Regions from separate parts of the Homo sapiens genome. Here region 1 is linked to region 2. Evidence: read pairs that join two places in POLR2A ChIA-PET (ENCODE). Cell type or tissue: Panc1. All regions are shown on one strand.

Region 1 (4,000 bases), 570 kb after region 2:
TAGGTGATACTGATGCTTACTTAGGTTTGAGAACTACTGGTCTACATCTAGGCAGATGGCTACCTAGCTATTGCAATACAGAAGAAAACGTGCTCTGGGTTGCTAGGTTACAACACAGGTCCATCGTCTCCCCACGTTCAGTAGATCTAAAGGAGGGGAGCTCAGATCTAATGGAGGGGAGAGTGAAGATGTGCTTTCAAATAGGAGCACTGGCCAGGTGCAGTGGCTCACACCTGTAATCCCAGTAGTTTGGGAGGCCAAGGAGGCAGGATCACATGAGGCCAGGAGTTCAAGACCATCCAAGACAACAAAGTGAGACCCTGTTTTGAAAAAAAAATTTTTAAATACAACAAATAGTAACACACGCTCACTGATAACTGCCACTCCTTCCACTCACCCCTGACTACCAAACCCACACACACGTAATACAGTAGCCTGTGAGATGCCTGTACTTACTCACTCAGCAAAAGATCAAGGACCAATAATACAAGATGGGGATAAAGGAATACTATTTTTCATAAGAATTACAGAGCCACTGACTCCTGAACTACGTCTATCTATAAGATTGAATGCAATAGTATCAGAAATATATTTTAAAGAAATTTCTATGGGCTGAATGTGTTTTCCAAAATTCATATGTTGAAACTTAATGGCCTGGCCAGGCACAGTGGCTCATGCCTATAATCCCAGCACTTTGGGAGGCTGAGGTGGGCAGATCACTTGAGGTCAGGAGCTCGAGATCAGCCTGGCCAACATGGTGAAACCCCATCTCTACTAAAGATACAAAAATTAGCCAGGCGTGGTGGTTCACACCTATAATCCCACCTACCTGGGAGGCTGAGGCAGGAGAATCACTGAACCCGGGTGGCAGAGGCTGCAGTAAACTGAGATGGTGCCACTGCACAGACTGAGACTCTGTCTCAAAAAAAAAAAAAAAAGAAAAGAAAAGAAAAGAAACTTAACGGCCAATATGATTGTATAAAGAGAGGGGGCCTTTAGGAGGTAATTAAGACCTGAGAGCTGATCCCTCATGGATGTGATAAGGGCCCTTACAGAAGGGCTTGAGGGAGTGGGTCCATTTGCTTTTGCTCCTCTGCTACGTGAGGACAGTCCTTGTTCCCTTTTGCCCTTTTCAACCCTTCTGCCATGTGAGAATCAGCAAGAAGGTCCTCAAAAGACACTGAAGGGCCGGGCGCGGAGGCTCACGCCTGTAATCTCAGCACTTTGGGAGGCCGAGATGGGTGGATCATGAGGTCAGGAGATGGAGACCATCCTGGCTAACACGGTGAAACCCCATCTCTACTAAAAATACAAAAAATTAGCCGGGCGTGGTGGCGGGCGCCTGTAGTCCCAGCTACTCGGGAGGCTGAGGCAGGAGAATGGCGTGAACCCAGGAGGCGGAGCTTGCAGTGAGCCGAGATCGTGCCACTGCACTCCAGCCTGAGCGACACAGCAAGACCCCAACTCAAAAAAAAAAAAAAAAAAGACACTGAAGGCAGGTGCCTTGACCTTGACTTCTCAGCCTTCAGGACTGTGAGACATAAATTTCTATTGTTTATAAATGACCCAGTCTGTGGTGTTTTTAAATAGCAGCACAAACAGACTAAGACAGAGATCTATTAGAACCTTCATTTCTAGAACACTCACTTATATAAAACTCTTCTTTGGGTAATGATGCATAGTCAAATGTCACTGAAATAACTGCACCCTCATTAGGGTGTGATGAAAATCCAAACAAAGACACGTGAGCACATTGCTTCCAGTTTCTCCCTGTTTGGCCTTAACTCCTGCTTGGTCAGAGAAATTTGAGCCTTATAAATTAGCAAGCCTCTTCTGAATTAAAAAAAAAATTAATAAGAATGTAACTAATGAATCAAAAAACTAATATATGCACTGTATTGTGTTAGGCATTCATGAGTAGGCAAGGCTACATATTTTTTTTATGGCACTGGGAGGGCTACAGATGTTTACAGAATGAGACAGCACTGTGAGCTAAGCCAGGCAGCAGTGGCCTCCAAACAGATGTGGAAACTGAGCAGACAGACAAAGCAAAGACCATGAGCATACATCCCAAATATGCTTAGCATATTTGGAGAATAATTAAGTCAAGCAATTTAGGTGGAACAGGATATTAATATAGGAAAGACTGGAGAAGTAGGTAAGGTCCATCTTACTGTGGCCATAAAGGTCAGGCTGGGGCTTATGGCTTGTTCTGACAGCAATGAGAAACATTTAAAATTCTAGTTAGCTGGGTGTGGTATCTCCCAGCCATAATCCCAGCACTTTGGGAGGCTGAGGTGGGAAAATCACTTGATGCCAGGAGTTTGGAGATCAGCCTGGTCAACATAACAAAACCCCATCTCTCCAAAAATATAATGACAACTCAGTGTAATCTACTCTAGATTACAGAGTAGATTACAGCTGGGCCTCTCAAACTGTCACATGCATCTGAAATCACCTGGGATCTTGTTAAAATGCAGATTCTAATTCAGCAGGTTTGGGGCACAGGCTGAGATTCTGCCGTGTGTGTGTGTGTGTGTGTGTGTGTGTGTGTGTGTGTGTGTGACGGGGTCTCACTCTGTTGCCCAGGCTGGAGTGCAGTGGCACAATCATGGCTCGCTGAATCCTCCACCTCCCCAGGCTCAGGTGATCCTTACCTCAGCCTCAGGAGTAGCTGGGACTACAGGCACACACCACCATACCTGGCTGACTTTTTGTATTTTTTTTTTCCCTGGAGAACAATGGCACAATCTCGACTCACCGCAACCTCTGTCTCCCAGGTTCAAGCGAGTCTCCTGCCTCAGCCTCCCACGTAGCTGGGATTACAGGCATGCACCACCACACCTGGCTAATTTTGTATTTTTAGTAGAGACAGGGTTTCTCCATGATCAGGCTGGTCTTGAACTCCCGTCCTCACATGATCTGCTCGCCTCGGCCTCCCAGAGTGCTTGGGATTACAGGCGTGAGCCACCACACCCGCCTGTAATTTATTTACTTATCTTTTTTATCAGAGACAGGTTTTCACCATGTTGCCCAGGCTGATCTCAAATACCTGACCTCAAGTGATCTGCCCGCCTCAGCCTCCCAAAGTGCTGGGATTACAGGCATGAGCTACCACGCCCAGCAAGACTCTGACTTTCTAACTCACTCCCAGTGATAGCTAGTATACTGCTGCTCCCCAGACCCCACTTTGAGTAGCCAAAGATTAGGATATTGTCCTAAATTCAAGGCATCTACTACAATATAATATTGAAGTAGAAAGAGAAAATACACCAAAAACATGGGGGGCCAGATACAGTGGCTCACACCAGTAATCTCAGCACTTTGAGAGGCTGAGGTGGGAGGACTGCTTGAGGCCAAGAGTCCGAGATTGCTGTAAGCCATGATTGCACCACTGTACTCCAGCCCAGGGGACAGAGCAAGACCCTGTCTTGAAAGATAAATAAATAAATAAAAAGAAACAAAAAAGAAAAAAAATTTTTTTTTTACAAATTTATTATTATAGTTTGCTCATTTATTTGCAAGGAACAAGCATTTCTCACTCAACCAGCTGAAATAAAAAGAGCTTATTTAAAAAAGGCATAGGGGACGGCTGGGAGCGGTGGCTCAAGCCTGTAATCCCAGCACTTTGGGAGGCCAAGGTGGGCGGATCACTTAAGGTCAGGAGTTTGAGACCAGCCTGGCCAACGTGGTGAAACCCTGTCTCTACTAAAAATACAAAAAATTAGCCAGGCCTGGTGGTGGGTACCTGTAATCTCAGCTACTCGGGAGGATGAGGCAGGAGAATTGCCTGAAATGGGGAGGTGGAGGTTGCAGTGAGCCAAGTTCGTGCCACTGCAGCCTGGGTGACAAAGTGAGACTTCATCTCAAAAAAAGAAAGAAAGAAAGGTAAAAAAAGAAATAAAGTGAAGATAATCCTGACCCTAGCCCCACCCTCATCTTCACTGCAGGAGATGAAGAGGAAGGAAAACCACAGAAACTGAAAGGTTTGCATTCCCCA
Region 2 (4,000 bases):
GTATCTTCTCACCTACACTTTGGTCAGAAAAGCTCCCATTTCATACCCTTGATTTACTGGGGTTCCACCTCAGGTTTCATCTACAGGAAATGCAAATCCATTCTTAAAAAGGTTTTAAATTGCTCTACTAAGCAGTAGGAAATAAGGATAGACGCAGAAGCAGAAAGAGTTTACAGTTTACTGACACCAGCCTTATTAACAGGTAATTATACCGCATGGGAACAGATGGCAACAGAGAGGATCAAGCAAAGCACTGTGGGACCAACTGACCAGAGGTGAGTCAAGGGGTCAAAGCTTCAGAGCTGACAACTGAGTCCAGGGGACATCACCAAGCAGCGGCAGGAATAAGATCAGAGGCAAATGGGGGTTCATCCACCAGTGCTTCAGCTACGCAAGTGGGAAGGGCTCCAGCATGGTCCTAGATGACGGAGGAATTAAATTATCTTCTTCCATGTCCACCCCTATAGTCAGGGTTTACTGAGTGTTTACTAGGGCCAGGTACTCTTCTAAGCACTTCATTAAAACTCAATTCTCACAACTACTCTGTGAAGTAGGTACTCTTACCACCAAACATATTTTGTATAAGAGCAAATTCAAGCCTAGAAAAATTCAGTTATTTGCCCACAGTCACGAAGCAAGCACAGTCCCAGCAGTTTGACTTGATAGCCCCCACCACTCTACAGAGAGTTCTACATTAGCAAGGACCTTTGGCTCCAACTGATATGAAATGGGGTTCAAGCCTTAATGCTCAGTAAGATTCCCCCCAACCTAAATGGACCACACTGAATTAAATCTCTTAAGGTATCCTGCCACCTTAATTCCTGATAATTCCGAAATGGGAGTTTTACGTAATTCAGTGCAGAAGCCCTCATCAGAAAGAATCCTCCATATTTCTTTTTTTTTTTTTTTTTGAGACGGAGTCTTGCTCTGTCACCCAGGCTGGAGTGCAGTGGCATGATCTCGGCTCACTGCAAGCTCCGCCTCCTGGATTCACGCCATTCTCCTGCCTCAGCCTCCAGAGTAGCTGGGACTACAGGCGCCCGCCACTATGCCTGGCTAATCCTCCATATTTCTAAATGGAGGGTGCTTCTCTCCCCTGCCTGACACCTGGGAGGAGTGTAATTCATCTTGCACCTTCAAGGAGTCCCTGCTCTCAGGCACCACCAGACCAGAACCAAGATCGACACCTTCCTTTTTAAGTGTCACCTTTAACATCCCTTATGCTCTGGCATCACAACCCCCCAATAAAATGCTTTCTTAGACCCTGGAAGCTGAGTCAAGAAAACTAGTTTTGTAATGTTTTGCATTAATGTATTTGAGCAAAGTGATGAAATAATTTATCACTGCCATGTTTTTAAAAAGCATCAGTGTCAGCTGAAGGCTTTGAGCAAGTTCAAGTTACACATAACCAGACTTCCAGATGTATTTTTTTCTCTACCTTGGTTTCCAGAGCTAGCGTATTCTCGGTGCTGATAATTTACAGGTACCCCATGCACCAAACCACAGAGCAGCATGTCTGCAGCTACAGAAGAATGAAGTGCCTGTTGTCTCGCAAAGTTCTTCAGTAGGATTTGGAGGCAAGTAGAGCCATTAATTAATAAAAAGCATAGCTTGTGGTAATTAGCAGCAGCAACAAAAATGTTTAGCGGAGCTTCCTCTTTTTATCTTGAGGCAGTTCCTACAGACAGATGCTTAGGATTAATGAAGTTTAATGAGACCTGCAGCAGCTGGCTAATTAGTCAGTGAGGAGGAAGTAGTAATGACAAGAGAAAAAGGCTTTTACTCTTGTTTATTAGCTCAGGTTTGGGACAGTTTTCTTAAACTGTGGGCTGTACCTTCAACCTCAAAGTGGTCCCAGAGCAAATAAAAGTTTCAAAAAAAAAAAAAAAAAAAAAAAGGGCAAAGAAACCAAAGCATGAAGGCTAAATGCTGAGCTTCCCAAGGGTCGGCTTGCCTGCCTAGGAGGAGTGAGCAAAGCAGCCCAGAGGCAGTGGAAGTTCAATGTCAGCCATGATTCCCTGGAAAGCAGCAGCAAATGCTGTCAGCATCAAAAGGATACCCATGTCCTGGGTAAGTGGGACAGTCAACATCTTGTGTCTCACGGACGACCCTATGGAGAATCCTCAATTTAGAGCATCCCCTCCTCCTCAATTCTAAGCAAATGAAAAGGGTTTTTACTAATGAGAAGTACTTGATGATTATGCACAACCCCTTTGTTGTCCATTCTACACTTGTATTATCATTAAATTTGTTATGTATTAGCTTTCAATATAGCCATTCCACAATGCACGTGTATTTCAAAACATGTTGTATGAGATTATATATAAAAATATATAAAGTGTGTGTGTATATATTTATATATTTTTTCTTTTTTTTTAAGACTAAGTCTTGCTCTTTTGCCCAGGCTGGAGTGCAGTGGCGTGATCGTGGCTCACTGCAACCTCCACCACCCGGACTCAAGCGACTCTCGTGCCTCAGCCACCCAAGTAGCTGGGATTACACGTGTGTGCCACTATGCATGGCTAATTTTTGTATTTTTAGTAGAGACAGGGTTTCAACATGTTGCCCAGGCTGGTTTCAAACTCCTGACCTCAAGTGATCAGTCCGCCTCAGCCTCCCAAAATGCTGGAATTACAGGGATGAGCTAGTGCACCCGGCCTATAATTTTTATTTATAATTTTTATTAAAAAATAAAGTTTTTACAAATTTTTGGTTATGTGTGTCTCTCATATTGGCTCCCCCAGGCCTGTACTTTTGGAAGTATACAGTAGAAACCCTAACCCTTTCAGAATTAACTAGTTACCAGCAGTAAGTTTCCCATTCTATCAATAAACAATGCAAGAGAGAAGATTTTGGAGATTTTTTTTTTTTTTTGGTTAAAGTGTGAGAATATGAATACACTTGGATTATAATCCATCCTCCAACACACACACAAATAAGCAGCTAATGGCAATACTAGTGGTCTTCCCAATTCACAAGACCTGTGCTTCAAATTGTTTTCCTGATAATGTGGAGAAATGTGCTCTTTATGTATTCTCAAGAAACAGGATGTGAAAAGCTGGTATGGGTATACAAGATAAAAATGCCTACCCAGAGTGGGCAGAAGCCTCTAAATATTACTGGTTTGCTAAAAGTTTCAGATGCTTTTTAGTTCTACATATGTTAGTTCTACCTTTAACCTCTCTACCACTCAACGAACCATCAAGAAACAAAATCTACTCCCTATGTAACAGTAAAGTCACCCCAGACTAACCTTCAAAAGGGGTTTTACTTTAAAGAAACAGCTTCACAGCCACTGCTGTCATAGAGAATATTCTCAGGTTCCGTGTGGCCGGAAGCTTGAATTTTTTCAGTGCTGGCTTCCTTCTCCAGTGGGGCCAGAGGCTGTCAGAGCCAGCCCGGAAATCTCTCTCATATATGGCTTTAACGTAAATGAAAATATTCCCCTGTTAATTATTTACATAAAGAAGGTCATACAGGTCTGTCCTAGCAACACCAGAGAGCCGTTCTCACCAGCAGCTTTTACCCTCAGAAAGGAGAGAAGAAACACCCATTCAAGTTCAGCACAGAGGTTTGGGTTTATAACCTGTTTCCAAAGTCAATACAGTTAACTGCTGTGGGCTATTTGCTTTCAGAGTTTTAGGATCTCTCTCTCTCACTATACTTTCTGGCAAAGCCTGACAAACAATAGAGTCATTTTAGTCTTAATGCATTGGCTAAAACTGGTTCCTACATTCTCATCAATTCTCCTAAGACTTACATTTTACCTAAATCCAAAGGTCAACAGGAGTTCTCGGGACTTACAAAGGTACTTTTCAGAACTCCATGCAGCAATATATCTTCCCAGTTCAAAAGCAGGGCCAAACAGCAATGCTGGGCTCCCTTAATATGCCAATGTGCTTCAGCTCAGTGAGGATCTGGTCTGTCCACAGTTCAGGTATTAAGAGAGCTATATAGCACGTGCGCTAATGCTACCAATACAGAGACGAACTACCCCTCA

The links. Peaks named below come from ENCODE experiments on the same cell type or tissue, not always from the same donor. Only the 100,000 strongest peaks of a DNase experiment are listed, where the experiment ranks them.
Region 1: POLR2A ChIA-PET joins it to region 2 with 8 read pairs; 3 of 35 experiments call an interaction of 5 or more read pairs at or near these places.

The regions. Positions count from the first base shown.
Region 1 is chr2:54,014,211-54,018,210 of GRCh38, reverse strand. It overlaps a transcript of ACYP2 not described here. Among named protein-coding and RNA genes, the nearest start is that of PSME4, 45 kb to the right of the region's middle. In Panc1, no CTCF peak of the experiment used is centred here; a DNase peak (open chromatin) is centred at 2,010.
Region 2 is chr2:54,579,475-54,583,474 of GRCh38, reverse strand. All of the region lies in intron 2 of SPTBN1 (spectrin beta, non-erythrocytic 1), which reads right to left. It overlaps LOC124906008 (a long non-coding RNA gene), which reads left to right. Exons shown (of 3, transcript XR_007086322.1): 2 at 203-275; 3 at 1,484-1,897. Among named protein-coding and RNA genes, the nearest start is that of SPTBN1-AS1, 23 kb to the right of the region's middle. RefSeq lists an enhancer at 3,186-3,235. In Panc1, no CTCF peak of the experiment used is centred here; no DNase peak of the experiment used is centred here; H3K4me3 peaks cover 670 bases; H3K27ac peaks cover 1,093 bases.